Regions from separate parts of the Homo sapiens genome. Here all the other regions are linked to region 2. Evidence: chromatin loops called from intact Hi-C (ENCODE). Cell type or tissue: heart left ventricle. All regions are shown on one strand. Links, peaks and the distances in the headings refer to the core of each region. The heading gives the core; the rest is flanking DNA. Region 1 has its middle 3.4 kb from the start of LINC02384. Region 2 has its middle 45 kb from the start of LINC02384. Region 3 has its middle 79 kb from the start of RAP1B.

Region 1 (6,028 bases), core at 764-5,763, 49 kb after region 2:
GGTGGCTGGAGGTGAATCTAAGAGACTGGAAATTCAGTTCATGGTCAAATCCATCAGTGTTTTAAAACATTCTAAAAAACCCAACAGCACCATCTGTAAGGACTGCATCATTTGCGAAATTTCTTGCTAAATCAGCTGGCCAAATGCAAAGCCAATTGCTTTGGCTTCCGTACAACACCATGCTGCAGCCAGGAAGTATTTTAAGTGGATAATGAGTAGTCTCTTCTCTCAATGAATACGTTCAAATAACATCGACTGCCTGTAATATGCAAAGTTCCTAGTCAAGGCTGCCTTAGGAATTCCTGCCCCTTAACTTAACGCTTTAATCTTTATCAGGGAAAATATCCCTCTTCTCTAGTGATGTTTAAGAAATCAATTCCCTGGCAATGGCCCAATACACTTTCCAGCTCATACACAGACATGTAAAACTGCACACACAGAGAAACACCCAAATGCACACCATTCGTACTAGTTCTGAGATATGCAAGGCTTACACCCTGCATCCAAGAATGGCTGCCAAGTTTTTCCTTTATTTAGTTATAATACCTCCTCTAAAATTATTTGGGGACCCAAAATGGCCTTTTTGTGTGAGGAAACACACATAAGAAATACCTCTCTGCCTTTTTCCCTTGAAAAATATAGTTATCTATGGAAAATCTGTGTGCTCTCTCTCTTTGTCTCTCAGATAAAAGTGGCAAAGCAGATGGAAGCTCCTTCTGTGAAGAAATCAAATTCTATACTCCTTATATCCAACCTCCATTACTCTATTTTTGTCATTTAAGTTATATAGTAGATATGTAATAAATGCTTCATTATTTCACTTATTAAGTTGGCTTCTCCCTCAAGGTACTTTAGAACTTTGGTACCCAACAGCAGCTCTGGGATCATGAGCTTATCAGAAATGCAGACACTCTGGTCCCATCCTAGCCCCCCCTCGAATCAGAATCTGCATTTTAACAAGATTTCTAGGAGATGTGTAAGCACATTAAGGTTTGAGAAGCACTGTTTTGGGACACACCTTGATTCTCTTTTTTTTTTTTTTTTTTTTAGTTTTGGTTTCTTTTTTTAGACTTAGGGAATACAAGTACAGTTTTGTTACATGGATATATTGTGTAGTGGTGAAGTCTGGGCTCTTTGTGTACCCATCACCCAAATACTGTACATTGCACCCAACAGGTAATTTCTCATCCCTCATCCCCACTCCCACCCCACCCTCTTATCTTTTGGAGTTTCCAATATCTATTATTCCACTCTGTATGTTCATTACACCTTGATTTTTACACTGTTACTGTTAGTCTAGTAAGTTCTCTCACTCCGCAAAGATCATGTCTTGCCATGGGGGACACTTTTCTAGAGGATAGTAATTATGAGCTGATGCTTTTGGGCACTAACCATGTGCCAGGAGTGGAGAGGGCACATAGTTAACATGAGAAAGATTTACTCAGTTAGTAAAAGGTGGAGGCAAGTTGGAACTCAATCTGGCATCTGGGTCCATGTTTTCCAGGTGCTGCTTCCCTTATTGGGCCCCTGCAGGGTGCAGAACGGTCCTACTTTCTGCAAGGTGTTTGACGTCCCTGTCTACCACACACTATAACTGCATGATACCTTCAGAATCCTGACAACCTAAGGACTGCCCCCACATTTCCAGACACCCATGTGAGTGGTGCTGATCACACTAAGAACCACAGTGTCTTGTGTTCATGCAGTAATTTTGAGAAATTAGTTTCCTGTGATTTGTTTCTTTCTTCCAGTGTTTAACCAAATAATAAAAATCCTTTAACGTTTTACATGTTATTTTTCACTTCAATAGAAGGCTATCACTATTGAGGGCCTGCTCTATGCAGACTAAAAGATAAGTAAGCTCCTTGCCTCTAGCCACTGACAATCTGGTTAGAGAAATAAGGCCTTAGTAGATGCAATAGCTAAGAAACAATTCAAGACACTATAAGATTAAGTCCAGAAATGACCAGAAAGACCTAGATTTATATTCTGGCTTTGTGCCACTTACTAGTGTGAGCCCAGTGACATTCTGTAAGCCTCTCTTTCCCTACCTGTAAAACGGGGGTATCATTAAACAATGCACATAAATTGCCACCACAGTATGTAAAGCATGAGATATACTTAATAAATGTTAGCCATATCCACCAATCACCACCCTCTCTGAATCAGGAAGAAATAGGACAAAAATGGGATACAGAGAGGATGTGCGTAAGAGAATAGACAGCATTCTGGGCAGGAGGCACAGCCAAGCAAAAGCGTGGTGTCAGGAATGTGCATGCCTGCGGCAGAAACTTACAGACTCTCAGACTGGATGAAGTGAAGGGTTCCAGTCAAGGAGTTATGAGAAGTGAACACATTAAAGTAAAGATAAGTTTACATTTGTTATGTGGACATGGAATCTCCTGGGGATTTTTGAATTTCTTCAGTATCACGACTTTCAAATACAGAAGAAATGCAAACCTACACAAAAGAAAATGAAGGAGTCTTCTAGCCATTCCCCCAGGGCTTCCCACACCAATGAGCGCGGATGCATCTATTACCAATCAATGTCTTTAAGAAGCCTGAAGAAATAAATGCATGGCACTGCTGTGGGACATATTTTTAATTCTTCTTTAAGTTCAAACCTGCCATCTAATTTATTTTCACTTTCAGTAAATGCCTTTTAAGCTTCTCAGACTTGAGCTAAGTCACATAGCTGATAAATAAATAGGATAAACCTACAGGAATATACTTGGTTCTTCAATCTTATGAAGTCTGAAAAATTGTATAAAGTCGACAACTTCAGCACTAATGGACCTAAAATGGCCAAGAAGCTATTGCTACTACTGTGTTACAATCGCTTTTGCTGGAGCATTCTTGTTTCTGCTGCTCATTAGGAAAAGTACTATCACACCCAGCAGAAAAGAATAATTGGCAAATCAACTAATTAAGGCAATATCGACACTCCTCTTGTCACCCAGTCACTTCTTTGTTGTAAATAAGCTTACTTGCTTACATTAAAGTCATTAGCTCTTCATATGTAAATAATAATGCACTTGAATTTAAACTGATTAGATATCTGAAAACAAACTTCAGTCCACTCTAATCTGGCCAGGATAGGGAAAACAAAGAGCATTATTGTCTTACTTAACCTGGTAAATTCAACACAACTGTATGAAGCTTCCGAATTCATTAATATCCAAATTCACCTTCCCTCCTGGACATTAGCCGGAATTCTATCTTTAGTTGTAAGACACACTATACTAAACAAATACTATAGTAATTAAAGAAACCACCCATTTCCTTCCCCCTAAGTTCCAGGAAGCCATGTTATTTCTGCAAACCAATTTCTATTTGCTGACTATTCTCCAGGGCTTTTAAAAGCAAATAAAATGTACCGGAAACTGTTTTCCAAATGACAACAAAGAATACATCTCCTACTCTCTCTTCTCCCCCAACAGGAAAAAACAAACAAACAAAAAAAGTGTGTGTTTGTGTGAATTTAAGGCATATACATTTAGGGTCTTGTTAAATCCTGAAAGATTGAAAGCCCCACAGTGTCCTGAAAGGAAATGTTTGAAGAAACTTCTCAAGTCTCTAAAGTTAGCTGGATCCTTTGCGACACTCACCTCTCATTTTGGCTCCTATAATTACCCCCTTTAACTTAATGCTGTTTATTTTTATATCTCTTCCCATCTTTCCTCATACCACTTTGTTTACAGCTGGTTAAAAAAAAAAGTTTATATTCACATATGTTCAATTCTGTCTTCATTTTCACTTCTCAGTTTCCCCTGCCCCATTTACCCTAGTGGGTTTGTTTGTTGGTTTTTTGTTTTAACTTCTTTATCATTGTCATTCTTCAGTCTAAACAGGATGAATTATTGATATAATCCCCAGCAAACAACTTCTTAACCACTTCCCACTCCTGAACCTTTAGTTTTTATTAAAGCACAAAGATTTATGTCAACCAAGAGTCCCATATAGTTCATTTCATCATGGGAGGAAGGGGGTTGGGAGAGGGGAGGAAATGAGACTTATTTTCATCCTGTTTGGATCCAAGACAAAGATCTTATGTCATCCAAAAGGGAGCCAAGACAAGACAGAGCCCCATGGTAATTGCCCACACTCTAACCTTTCTTGTCTCCCTTCTTGTCCCTCACAAATACCTCCCAGCAGGCCAGATTATTTTGTTAGAGAAGCTCCAAGCTGCCTACAACCCTGTAACAGGATAAAAGCTCTAGCAAGGTTTATGCAATGGACACTTATTTCCCTCACATCTCCCCTTCCTGCTCCTCAGATGATACCCTTCACTTCCTGTCCAGGTCAGGTTCCTGTACCGGAGGGCCACCCCAGGGTGCACTTCCTGCCTTCTAGCTGGTTTCATTGTCTGTGCCCTTAAAGCCCAGTCTTCCCCACGGGCTCCTGTGCTTTTCCACCCATCACATCATTCTGTTTACCTCTTGTTTGCTTTTTACTCCTTCCAAACTATCTCCTAGACCTGGAGTTCTCTCCCAGCTCTTTGCCTACATACCAATCTCAGCCTTTCTTAAAACCACGTTTCTCCCAGCAGTCACTCAGTAACTGCAGCCAATCAGGATTTTTGATATCCTGTCAACTTTGATTTGTTCTACCAACTTCATGGTGAAAATAACCACCACCTGCCGCATGATTCAGTCTTTTAAAGGCCTAGAACCACACACTTAACTAGGAATATTTGATATCTGAATTATGCTGTTTATCAAACCAAAGCCATGCTTTTGCTTTTGTGGGAGTTTTGTTTGTTTTACACTAAGCAAGACTATACCTACTGGCTACCTCCTCTGACCCCCTAGGTTAGATTACTTCCTACAGTTATTCTTTTACTCATAATCCACTTTACCTTTTGTTGTTGTATTTACGTATTTTGTTAGTGTACTGTGTGTAATAAATAGTTTGTCTAATTTTCAGTTTAGATAAGTTTTTCCCCCACCAACCTATAAATGTGTGAACTTATGAAGGGTTGGGGGAGCCAGGTGTTTCCTTGTCAAGCTGCCTCCCTTTCTGTCTCTTCCGCCTTCATTACTGTTCTGTTGCCAGCACAAACACAGGCCTGGCACATATGAGTTGATCAATAAATATATATTAAATGATGTGTATTCTCACACTATTTAAAAACTGGATAAATAATAAACACACGTGTACATACATACTGAATGAATGATACCACCACCCTTCCCCCACCCCCAGTCTTCTCCTTTCAGCACCACATCTGGTCCTCACCTCCAAGCATGGCAGCAGGCTGACCCTGCTAGGACTAGAGAAGCATATGCCGTACCCCTTGTTGAGCACATGGATACCTTTGAGGTCCTTCCTGAAACAGTGTTCAGGGTACAATTACGGTGGTAAGCCTGCCTTTAGCTGAAACAATGCATCTTTCTTTAATATTCTTCATTTTTTAAAAAAACCCATTTATAGAAAAAACAGTTTCTTCAATAAATGGTGCTGGGAAACTGGATATCCATATGCAGAAGAATGAAACCCAGACCCCTATGTCACCATATACAAAAATCAAATCAAAATGGATTAGAGACTTAAATCTGAGACCTCAAGCTATGAAACTACTACAAGAAAACATCTGGGAAACTCTCCAGGACATTAATCTGGGCAACAATTTCTTGAGTAATACCTCACAAGCATAGGCGACCAAAGTGAAAATGGACAAATGGGATCACATCGAGTTAAAAAGCTTCTGCACAGCAAAGGAAACAATCAACAAAGTGAAGAGACAACACAGAGAATGGGAGAAAATATCTGCAAACTACCCGTCTGACAAGGGATTAATAACCAGAATACGTAAGGAGTTAAACAACTCTATGGGAAAATACCTAACACTCTGATTTTAAAATGGGCAAAAGGTTTGAATAGACATTTCTCAAAAGAAGACATACAAATGACAAACAGGTATAAGAAAAGTACTCAAAATAATTGATCTTCAGAGAAATGCAAATCAAAACTACAATGAGGTCAGGCGTGGTGGCTCACACCCATAATCCCAGCACTTTGGGAGGCT
Region 2 (6,028 bases), core at 694-5,693:
CAATTTTTGATGATATCACTGAATACCAAATCAAAAACCCTAAAATTTTCCGTCCTTTTAAAATTTCCTCTTATATGGGAGCCAAGTAAAACCACTTATTAATTTACCTAGTCTGAGTTGAGTATTCTATTACTCACAACATAAAAAGACTTAACTCTATTGATTAGGGTAAAGCTATTCTGCCATAAGAAGGAAACTCAACAATGATGGAATGGTTTAAAAATCTAAGTTCATTTCTCTCTCATCTAACAGTGGGCAGGTGTTCCAGGTGGACAGGCAGCTCTGCTTCATATCTGCATTTAGAGAACCAGGTTCCTCCCAGATCATTACTCTGAAACCCCTATGATCTTGCTCTTGTCTCCACAGTCAAGGTTGGGTTGTTCTGAGTTCCACCTTGTAGGAAGGGGAAAGAACATGGAGGAGTCTTATGTCCCAGAGCTGAATATGACACACACTTTGCTCACATTCCACTGGCAGGGAATTAGTTCCTTGATCATGTCTAACAGCAAGAGAGACTTGAAAATATGTTAGCAGCCATGTGCCCACATATCTGTTACCACAAAAGAAAACAAGAATGGATTGGGGTTAACTGCCAGCCCCGCAGTCTTAGCCACATTAACCATTATAGAACCCATTTTACATAGGAGAGAAGTTAAGCTAAGAAAACTTGCCTTACATAACCAGTAAGTGACAGAGCAAGGATTTGAACCTCAACTTCAATACTCACTTCCACATGCTCCATAAGGTAGACTTCTATTGCTCCTCCATGTATGTATTTATCCTTCTTCCCAATTCCAGCTCTTGAAATGACCTCATCCACCATTAGCAACATATATGCCATAAGTTACTATCTACTCTGGCAGTTGCCTGGTACCCTGCAAGGATAGCCAGCTTCTGGCTTAACTCCCAACCACAACTTTATTTTCTGCTCTCTAGGGGAGGAGGTGTTGAAGAAAGGATTGAGATGATTATCCCAGTCTGGCACACAGAAAGAGGTCTGTGTAGTAATATCCAGCTAAAAAGGCAGTTACTTGACAACTGCAGGGGAAATCAGGTGGCAAACTGAGGACAGAAGCAGAGAGAAAATGTGTGGCACCTGGAGGAACAGAGAAAATGTAAAGATGAAGATGGAAAGCTACTAACAATCAATAATAAAAGAGGCTGAAATGGAAAATTAAGGACATAGAACAGACTGGGTGAATTTAGGTCATTTCTGATGTAATGTGTCCAGCATTTCTCTTAAACAATTTTTATTTACTAATTTGAATTAGCAGTACATTTCCAAAATGAACAAAGGTTTAAAAGGAAACACTCTCTCCCCTACCCTATGCCCCAGGCACCCATTTCCTCTCACCAAGGTACAAAATATTATCAATTTCTTGGATATCCTCCTGGACATATTTTATGCATAAGAAGCAAATACAGGCATGTCTTGTGTAAGTATTTTTTCTCCCCTCTTTTATTGACCAATTTTCTACACCTTAATTTTTTTCACTTAAAATATCTTGGAGATCTTTCAAGGTGTATATATAAAGATAGTATCCTCCTTTATTAAAGAGTACTCTTTTTTATGGCTATATCATATTTCATTATATGAATATGCATAACTTATTTAAATAATCACTTATTGAGATATCTAGACTGTTTTCAATCTTCCACTATTACAAACAAGGCTGCAATATGCAATCTTGTGAACATCTCATTCTCTATGTATGTGACTAAACCTATAGGATAAATTCCTAGCACTGGCTTTAATAAGTCAAAGCATATAGATGTTCATAAGAATATTTCCAAATAACCCTTCATAAGATAGTACCAATTTATTTTCCCACCAGTCATATATGAGAGCACCTGTCTCTTCACATTCTTGCCAACACAGTGTGTTGTTAATTTTTTGTCATTGCCAATCTAATACATGAAAAATGGATGTCTGTATATGTTTAAACAACATTCGTGTTCCATTTTCTATGGACTTTTTTGCACATTTTTTATTGGGCTATTGGTCTTTTTCTTATGGATTTTTAGGAGTTCTTTACTTACAAAGAAAATTAGCTAGCTTTTGTCTATTAAATGAGTTCCAAATAGTTTCCGTTTTTATAATTGTCTAGTGACTTTTTATGATGGGTTTTGCATTGCAGAAAAGCATTCCTTTTATTCACTCTCTGAAGCATCTCACTAAATTGGGAGATGCTCATAAAATAAGCCAAACTTTCCTAGATTGCAGGAGGCAGCATGAACTGGGGAAAACTTCACTTTTGAGGGTTTCCTCTCCTGTTTGATCCCACCCTTAATTACTCCCTGGTAATGATATTGTCACAGAACTCAGCCCACTGAATAAATTAATATCACTAACCATGACTTCCAGCAGTAACAGAGTGCAAAGGAAGCCAAGTTTCCTGCCCTTTGGCTTCCCAGCTAAGTCAGAGAGGAAAATAATGTTCTGAAAATCCCCAGAGAATGTTGTTGACACATCAGCTTTCATTTTTCCTGCACCTACTTCCTCCATAAAATTCAATTATAAAAGTCCTTCCTAGGTAGTCATTCAATGAATGGCACTGGGCTGAAGAAGAATAGACCTGTGGGTGGGTTACTAAATGGATGGGAAGAGAAAATAAAGAAAAGGAGTAAATGAATAACAGGAGAAATCACACTGCAAGTAAGGGGCATTTCACAACAGGAATGAAATTGCTTCTGCCACAAGCAGGCAAACAAATTTCTTCACACAAGGAAGGAGGGAGCATATTTCAGAAGGCCAAACATAAGTCTTGGCAGTGAATTTCAGGACCCCAGGGATTGTGACAATAGGAGGGAGGAGTGATGCCCCTTTTTGAAGGTCTAGGAAGATAGGTAGACAGCAATTCTCTAAAATCACCAAGAAAATTCTCTAAGGCAGCTTTGGAGAAGATGCTGGTTTCTTCTGCATTTTTCAGCCTGATCCATGGCATCCCCAACCTTCAGCCTCAGCTGAAAGCATCCCCAACCTTCAGCCTCAGCTGCTCAGCATCTGAGCGAATTCTGACTCTGCCTTAGTGGACATTGAAAGCCCTTTCCCATCCTATGGCAAGTGAGTAGTCTAGACCTCTGGAATTATACTCCTGCCTCTCTCTGCATTTCCCCTTCTCTCATGCATCCCTTTCCCTCCATCCCACAGTACTGTGATCTGCAGCACCCGGCAGGGCAGCCCTTCCCAACCCTGGGCTTCTGCCTGACTTCCTGACTCTCACTCAGCCGCCTGCTCTTGCTGGAGCCTTGCCCTGAACTTCAGCCTCCTTGGCAAGGGCCCTGACAGCCCAGCTGGCCCACAGCCACCATCCTGTTCCTCTCAGCAAGCAGCCAGAGTCCTGTTTCAACACGGATAGTCCTCCCCACCCCGCTTCCTCTGCTGTCCCCCTCTTCCTGACCAACTGAACATTTCCATTATCCAGCGTTCAGCTTTTCCCCTGCTGCATTCCCCTCCCTCCACTAGGTGGGAACCCATGGATATCTACACTGGCTACATCAAGCCCAGATTCCCCACACATACACACCAGTTTGACCAGCCTTAAACCAATATGTACCTTTATTTAACTTATGTAATAAGAAGTCCAGAGATAGGAAGATTCCAGGGTTGGTTAATTTCATGGCTCTCAAGTGTCATTAAGGACCTAGAGTCTTTCACCTTTCTGCTCCGCCATCCCCACCACAATGCCTACTCTTTTCACAAGTTGAGTTCTGCAGCTCTCAGTGACCATGGTGGGCTGAAGTTGGTTCCCAGAGGCTCCTGAGAGCCAATTGCTAAATATTTAGGAGTTTTGCCAGTCAGTTGTAGAGCTTGAAATTGGCCATAATGGGAGAATTTACACCACAGAAATGGAAACAGACAAATGCTACAAATCAGGGCTTTTCATTTTTTGGCGAGGGTGTTAGCAGCGGATTAATGCTGCATCACATCTTCATACGATAACATTTAGAAACAAAAAGGGTCTATTTCTCAAATATATCTTTTTTTTTTAAGAGCAGAGAAACTTTTTCTGAAAACCTCATAGAAAATCCACCACCCCCACTCTCACCCTCCCAACTTCCTTGGCCTGATTATGTCACATGCCCACGTTTTAACCAAAGATTGACAAATGAACAGGATGACAACAATTTCCCTAAAGTATGGGCACCTGATACCTGAAAATCAGGGTTTTCTTAGCTGGAAATAGGGTAGGAGGTAGTGTTTGTGTGAGGAATCCACAGGATTTGTCTCATGCACATACACACATTCTGCCACATGATTGAGAGCTTCTCTCTCTGCCCTGGCCCACCGTGGAGGTTTCAGCAGGTTTACAGGGCAAAAAGGATTAAATGTTAGCCAGGAAGAGAATTATGTTAATTCTGTTTTTTAGTTTGTCTGTTTGTTTTTAGAGATGGAGTCTCACAGTGTTTTGCAGGCTGGACTTGAACTACTGGATTCAAACAGTCCTCCTGTCTCAGCCTCCTGAGTAGCTGGGACTAAAGGCACGTGCCACCATGCCCAGCCACATTAATTTTTTTTTTTTTTTTTTTTTTGAGACGGAGTCTCACCCTGTCGCCAGGCTGGAGTGCAGTGGCACGATCTCGGCTCACTGCAACCTCCTCCTCTCAGGTTCAAGCGATTATTCTGCCTCAGCTTCATGAGTAGCTGGGACTACCGGCACACACCACCATGCTCGGCTAATTTTTGTATTTTTAGTAGAAACCAGGTTTCACCATGTTGGCCAGGATGGTCTCAATCTCTTGACCTCGTGATCCGCCCACCTTGGCCTCCCAAAGTGCTGGCATTACAGGCGTGAGCCACGGCGCCCAGCCTGCCTCATTAATTTTTATGTGTTGACATACTATTTCAAGTAAGTTAAATAAATACAAGACTAGATCTCATTAAGCAGTTTACTCAAAATTAATTTTTCTCTATTCAGGCTTAATCTAATCCTGATTTTCTCTCTGGCTGGAGTAGACTGTAAAGTTGGAATGCACCTGAATCTTTTTTGGGAGCCAGTTTCTTCAACGGCTTGTCTGAAATTGCAAAACTTTCAAGGGTATTGTGAGGTATCAGACTCTATGCCATCTGTCTTCAATGGCTCCAAGGAAGGGACCCCAAAACTGCTCTTTGATAATTCCAAGAAAGTGTCCAAATTGCACTTCTCTGCATCCCATTCACCTTTTTGAGCCTTTTCCCTTCCTTTAATGAAAAAAGAAATAGAAACCTTCTGACCACACATGCCTATGTTTGTGCACAATGAGACTGGCTCACATCGATTTTAAAACGGCCGGGCACAGTGGCTCACACTTGTAATCCCAACGCTTTGGGAGGCCAAGGCTGGAGGATACTTGAGCCCAGGAGTCTGAGACCAGCCTGAATAACATAGCGAGACCCCATCTCTACAAAAAATAAATTAGCGTGAGCCGAGATCGCGCCACTGCACTCCAGCCTGGGCGACAGAGCGAGACTCCGTCTCAAAAAAAAAAAAAAATAAAAAAAAATAAATTAGCACACCTGTAATCCCAGCACTTTGGGAGGACAAGGTGGGTGGATCACTTGAGGTTAGAAGTTTGAGACCAGCCTGGCCAACATGGTGAAACCCCATTTCTACTAAAAATACAAAAATTAGCCAGGCGTGGTGGCAAGCACCTGTAATCCCAGCTACTCAGGAGGCTGAGGCAGGAGAATCGCTTGAACTCAGGAGGCAGAGCTTGCAGTGAGCCAAGATAGCCCCACTGCACTCCAGCCTGGGCAACAGAATGAGACTCCATCTAAAAAAAAAAAAAAAATTTAGCCAGGCATAGTGTCACACACCTGTAGTCCCAGCTATTCGGGGGGCTAAGGCAAGAGGCTCGCTTGAGCCGAGGAGTTCCAGGCTGCAGTGAGCTATGACTGCACCACTGCACTCCAGCCTGGGTGACAGAGTGAGACCCTGTCTCTAATAATTATAATAATAATAAAACTTTTACATGAGCCCCTGTAGGGTATAAAAAGAATTACAAAGCCCAGTCCTTCCCTTCCAAGAGCTGACAATCTGTTGGAACA
Region 3 (6,028 bases), core at 337-5,336, 130 kb after region 2:
AGACAGAAAATTCTTGGCAAAGAATTTGTGGCCAAATCCTCTAAAGCAACTGTAACAAAAACAAAAATTGACAAGTGGGACCTAATTAAACTAAAGAGCTTCTGCACAGCAAAAGAAACTATCAACAGAGTAACAGACACCCTACAGAATAGGAGAAAATATTCACACACAATGCATCTGACAAAGGTTTACTATCCAGAATCTATAAAGAATGTAATTCAACAAGCAAAAAACAAATAACTCCATTAAAAAGTAGGCACGTGACATGAACGGGCACTTCTCAAAAGAAGACATAAAAGGGACCAACAAACATGAAATAATGTTCAACATTAGTAGAATCAGAGAAATGTAAACCAAAACCACAGTGAAATACCACCTCACTCCAGTCAGAATGGTTATTATTAAAACGTCAAAAAATAACAGATGCTGGCAACACTGCAGAGGAAAGGGAACACTTTAATAACAATACCCCCATCAGCTTGGGCAACAAAGCGAAGACCACGTTCGTGGGGACATAAATTAGTTCAACCACTGTGGAAAGCAGTTTTGAGATTTCTCAAAGAACTTAAAACTGAACTACGATTCGACCCAGCAATCTCACTACTTGGTATGTAACCAAAAGAAAAGAAATTGTTCTGCCAAAAAAACACATGCACTCATATGTTCATTGCAGAACTATTCACAATGGCAAAACATGGAATTAACCTAGATGCCCATTAACAGAGGATTGGATAAAGACAATGTGGTACATATGCACCATGGAATACCTTGCAGCCATGAAAAAAGAATTAAATCATGTCCTTTAACATGAATTCAACTGGAGGCCATTATCTTAAGAGAATTAATGCAGGAACAGAAAACCAGATATTGCACATTCTTTCTCACTTATAAGCAGGAGCTAAGCATTAGGTATGGACGTAAAGATGAGAAAAATAAACACTGGAGACTACCAGTGGGGGAGAGAGGAAGAGGGACAAGGACTGAAAACTCCCTGTTGGGTACTATGCTTACCGCCGGGGTGATGGGGTCATTCACACATTCATACTCCAAACCTCAGTGTCACAAAACATATCCATGTAACAAACCTACACATCTACCCCCGAATCTGAAATAAAAGTTGAAATTAGTTTTAAAAATAGCATTTACAAAATACCTTAAAAAATAAATAAAATAACTTGTGCTTTTCTGGGTAGACCACCGGTCTTTAGGTATGTCAATTTACCTTTCTGGGATTTCGTCCAATGTCGAAAAATAAAGAAATTGGACTAAGTAAAAAGCAAGAATATCCCCACATTTTCAACACCAAAGTATGACATTAAACCATTATTGGTTTTTTAAAGTTTCCTTTTCTATTCCTATTCCTAATTTTCTAAGACAGAGAGAGAGAGAGAGTGTGTGCGCATGTGTGTGTATGTGTGTGTGTGGTGAATGTGTGAATGAGTTTTCAATTTTATCAAATGTGGTTTTAGCACCTACTGAGATGATCATATGGTGAACAGAAAGGCAGGAATAACAGGGAAACCTTTCACTGTATACCTTTTGTAGCTGTTAAATTTTGTACCAGGATTTTTATTTCTAGTAATAGCGCAGGCTAGGTAATTGGAATAACCCTCCAGCTGAAAATACAAAATAAAATATTAGTAAAACCTTAAAAGCATCAAAGGGGTGTCAAGAAGGAATTATTAAGTCAAAATCTTAGTGAACATGGGAACCCAGAAGGGAACCAGACACTGAGGGCATTTGCCAAACCTGTCCAATCTCAGCCTTGATTTCCATGGTCTCAGGACATGTGGGAGAATAGAAGACAAAGCCCATAACTGCTTGGGGAACCTAATAGGATACTCAGATCCCAGAGGACTGGTATAAGGATGAACCCTTGGTGGAAGGATGAATCAAAAATAAACTCTACAGCCCTTGCCCTAGGGGACTATAAGTAAAGACACTTAAGAGAGTAAAGGAGAAGTTCCCTAATAAGTGGCAATGCCATGCTAGCCCTCATGAGGATTTATAGTCCAAATTAATATAAACTGAATGATCCAGGAAAAAGTCAAGAACTGGTACTGTTTCCAGGCATACAGCCAAAGCAAATCCCCCACTGGAAGAACTTACATCATCCAGGGACTCAAAGAATGCTCACAAATAATTTTCCAAAGAAAATACTCACAGTCATTAAAGAGACAAAGTACTACAGCAATAAGCAACAAAAATAACAGAAAGTAGAAAGAGGACTGAAAAAAAATCTGATACTAGAATGATCAGACACAGATTACAAAGCAACTATGATCGTTCAATAGCCAAGCTTGAAAATAAATGCAGATAATAAGAAACTGCAAAACGATGAAGCAGTTTTTTGTAAAGAATCAAATAGGACCACAATAACTGACAATTATATTTATTACAATTACAAACTAAATGAATGGTTTTAATGGCATATTAGGCATAGCTGGAGAAAAAAGAAATATTGAAATGGAGGATAGGCCAGAAGAACTTGTCTGGAAGGAAGCACAGAGAGGCAAAGAGATGTAAAACATAAAAGAAACGTTAAAAGGCATGGAGGACAGATTGAGAAAGAAGCATGCCTCTAATTAGAGTTCCAGAAAGAAAAAAGCATGAGAATGCGACAATATTTGAAGAGATAATAGAAAAAAGTTTTCCCAAATGATGAAGGTTACCAATCACAAATTAAAGAAGTCCAGTGAATCTCAATCAAAATGAATTTGAGGCCCTGCACGGTGGCTCATGACTGTAATCCCAGCACTTTGGGAGGCCCAGGCAGGAGGATCCCTTGAAGTCAGGCGTTCAAGACCAGCCTGGCCAACATGGTGAAATCCCATCTCTACTGAAAATACAAAAATTAGCCAGGCGTAATGGCGCACGCCTGTAATTCCAGCTACTCAAGAGGTTGGGGCAGGAGAATCGCTTGAACTTGGGAGGTGGAGTTTGAGATTATGCCATTGCACTTTGAGACTCGATCTCAAAAAAAAAAAAAAAAGACGAATTTGAGCTTTGTGAATGTGTTACTTAGTTGAAATTTTTAAATTTTTAAATAGCTTTTTAAAAAATAACCCAGATTGGGGAGAGGGAGGCAGGAGATGGTCTAAAAAGAAGGTTGCATATTATATTAGTTGCTTTGATTAAATTTGCCTTTGTTAACTTAGCAGAAAATACACTAAAAATGTAAAAAAAATAATCATATTGCTCATTTAATATTTCCACATACAAAAATTGCTTATCCAAACTTCTCTAAAGTCTACAAATTAATCATTATTGAAGCACAGATTATGCAATGTTCTCACGTAAAAAAAAAGAAATGTTGGCTAATGAAAACTAGTAGCTAGGTACTTTTTTAGCCAGAATTTTATTTCAACCACAGAAACATGACTTGAAGCAGAAATCTGAACTAAAGTAAACCCTGAATCAAAAATCCAAAAAGAACTATACTCATCTGCCAGATATACAAAGGGAACCAAATCCAAATATGGTAATACTTTTTTACAGAACTAAAATTCTCTCAGAAAATCACTTGTTTGTGTCTGATTTTTTTTCTAAGAAATTACTTTTTTCAATACTTCTAGAAAAATATTACCTAACAAGGGAGTGTGTACTTAAGAAGAACAGTTGGACAATAAATAAAATGGCTAACCTACTCTCTTCCCCAGAAACTTACCCAACCCAGTCTGAGCAACAAGCTGAAAAGCAGGGTTCTGAGAACCAGGTATTAAGGGGAGTTCCCAGAGGAGCTTGGGAAACACAGAAAATAAGAGGCTGCAAGCCTGTTCTGAGGTGGAAAAGGATCTAAAAACTGGTAAAGGAATGAAAACCTTAATTTTTTTTTCTGTCTTTTTTTTTTCTTTCCCCCCCCTCACGATCATTTCTCCTTTTCCTTCTCTCTTGTTCAGATCACCTCTGGGTTCACATTTCTTTTGCCTTTTATTTGCATGTTTTTATCTTCTGTGTCTCTGCTCTTCTACCTCTGATTTGTCTTGTCTTGTCCCTTTTATCCCCTTTCCTTTATCTTCTCTTTTTCTACTTCTTTTTCCTTTCTCTGGTCTTTGTTATTTTCTTTTTCAGTCTTTACCTTTTCTCCATCTTTTCTTTGCAATTATCTGATCTCGTGCCCCACCAAAAGCAAAAGATGTTTATAATCTTATGAAGCAGATTTGACAATACTTATGTATATGCTTTATCTAATGTGATGATATGCAATGTTCATAATATTTCGAAGCAGAGGATGTTATTCATACACTGATCAGGACTTTTTGTGAAATGCTATTTCTATTTTCCACCATGTTCACCTCATAATTTGCAAAGCACTTTTTAGTGAACATCAGTAACAAATTCAAAATTCATAAGAGTGGTAGAATTCAAGTTAACCTTCATATTTCTTACTATGGTAGTCAGCCTCTGAGATAATACCCAGTGACCCTTACCTCCTTGTATTTATGCCCTCATGTAGTTCCTTCTTATATTGGATCAAGTCTGGTTTGTGTGACTAGCAGAACATCACGGAAGTGATGATGTAACTTCCAAGGTTAGATAATAAAAAACATTACAACTTCCACATTGCTTCCTTGGTCGCTTGCTCTGGGGGAAGTCTTTCTTTTTTTTTTTTTTTTTTTGAGACGGAGTCTCGCTCTGTTGCCCAGGCTGGAGTGCAGTGGCACAATCTCGGTTCACTGTAAGCTCTGCCTCCCGGGTTCACGCCATTCTCTGGCCTCAGCCTCCCGAGTGGGTGGGACTACAGGCTTGAGACACCGCGCCCAGTGCTCTGGGGAAGTCTTACAACCACCGTGTTGTAAAGACACTCCAGCAGTCTTATGGAGAGGTTCATATGATGAAGAACTGAGGTCTCTTGTCAACAACCAGCACTAATTTGCCACCTATGTGAGTGCATCATCTTGGAAGCAGATCCCTCAGCCCCAGTCAAGCCTTCAGATGACTGCAGCAGGGGTCAACATTTTGACTGGAGTCTTATGAAATATGCCTCAGGCCAAAACTATCCAGCTAAGCTGCTCCCTGATTCCTTATAGAAATAATAAATTATCTTTATTTATCTATAATAATATAATTGTTTATTATTGTTACTAATAGTAAATGCTCATTATTTTCAGCCACAAAATTTTGCAATAATTTGTTATGTAGAAATAACTAACATACTTATTGTTTTGTTTTGTTGAGATGGACTCTGCACTTTGAGGCTGGAGTGCAGTGGTGCTATTTTGGCTCACTGCAACTTCTGCCTCCCAGGTTCAAGAGATTCTCCTATCTCAGCCTACTGAGTAGCTGGGATTACAGCCAGATGCCGCCATGCCTGGCTAATTTTTTGTATTTTGGTAGAGATGAGGTTTCACCGTATTGCCCAGGTTGGTCTTGAAATCCAGAGCTCAGGCAATCCACCTGCCTCGGCCTCCCAAAGTGCAAGGATTACAGACGTGAGCCACCGCATCTTGCCTACTGTTATTTTTTGAAGAAAAAAAAATTTGTGTATAAGTAAACATCTGAAAATACTTTTTCCTTTATTCCACCCATAATAAATATGCACACACCAATTCCAGAAATGAAATTTTAAAATAATTTTGTAACTTTCTTTTATGCACTCAGTTTCATTCAGCAGTACAAGAGTACTAACAAAAGTACTTTTTTAATTAATTTTTCTCATATGAGAATGGAGAAAATAATATACCTAGAAGAAAATTAATAATTTTATATCTAACAAGTCTAGTTTTGTTATAAAACAAGGCCTCTTGACAACATATAACAGACAAGCGACCAGGCACGGTGGCTCACACCTGTAATCCCAGCATTTTAGGAGGCCAAGGCAGGCAGATCACATGAGGCCAGGAGCTTGAGACCAGCCTGGCCAACATGGCGAAAACTCATCTCTACTAAAATTAAAAAACTTAGCCGGGCATGGTGGCTCACACCTGTAATCCCAGCACTTTGGGAGGCTGAGGTGGGCGGGTCACGAAGTCAGGAGATTGAGACCATCCTGGCCAACATGGTGAAATGCCATCTCCACCAAAAATAT

Evidence for each region. A loop is a pair of places that touch in the nucleus more often than their neighbours do. Peaks named below come from ENCODE experiments on the same cell type or tissue, not always from the same donor. Only the 100,000 strongest peaks of a DNase experiment are listed, where the experiment ranks them.
Region 1: a loop joins it to region 2, with 2.0 times the contacts of the local background. A loop is called at or near these places in 12 of 110 quality-filtered maps.
Region 3: a loop joins it to region 2, with 2.3 times the contacts of the local background. A loop is called at or near these places in 2 of 110 quality-filtered maps.

The regions. Positions count from the first base shown.
Region 1 is chr12:68,451,837-68,457,864 of GRCh38, forward strand. No RefSeq gene overlaps it. Among named protein-coding and RNA genes, the nearest start is that of LINC02384, 3.4 kb to the left of the region's middle. RefSeq lists an enhancer at 1-36. In heart left ventricle, for the core only: no CTCF peak of the experiment used is centred there; no DNase peak of the experiment used is centred there; H3K27ac peaks cover 1,462 bases.
Region 2 is chr12:68,403,006-68,409,033 of GRCh38, forward strand. No RefSeq gene overlaps it. Among named protein-coding and RNA genes, the nearest start is that of LINC02384, 45 kb to the right of the region's middle. RefSeq lists an enhancer at 1-222. In heart left ventricle, for the core only: a CTCF peak has its summit at 3,453 (motif pointing right); a DNase peak (open chromatin) is centred at 3,276; H3K4me3 peaks cover 280 bases; H3K27ac peaks cover 1,511 bases.
Region 3 is chr12:68,529,064-68,535,091 of GRCh38, forward strand. No RefSeq gene overlaps it. Among named protein-coding and RNA genes, the nearest start is that of RAP1B, 79 kb to the right of the region's middle. In heart left ventricle, for the core only: no CTCF peak of the experiment used is centred there; no DNase peak of the experiment used is centred there; H3K27ac peaks cover 1,845 bases.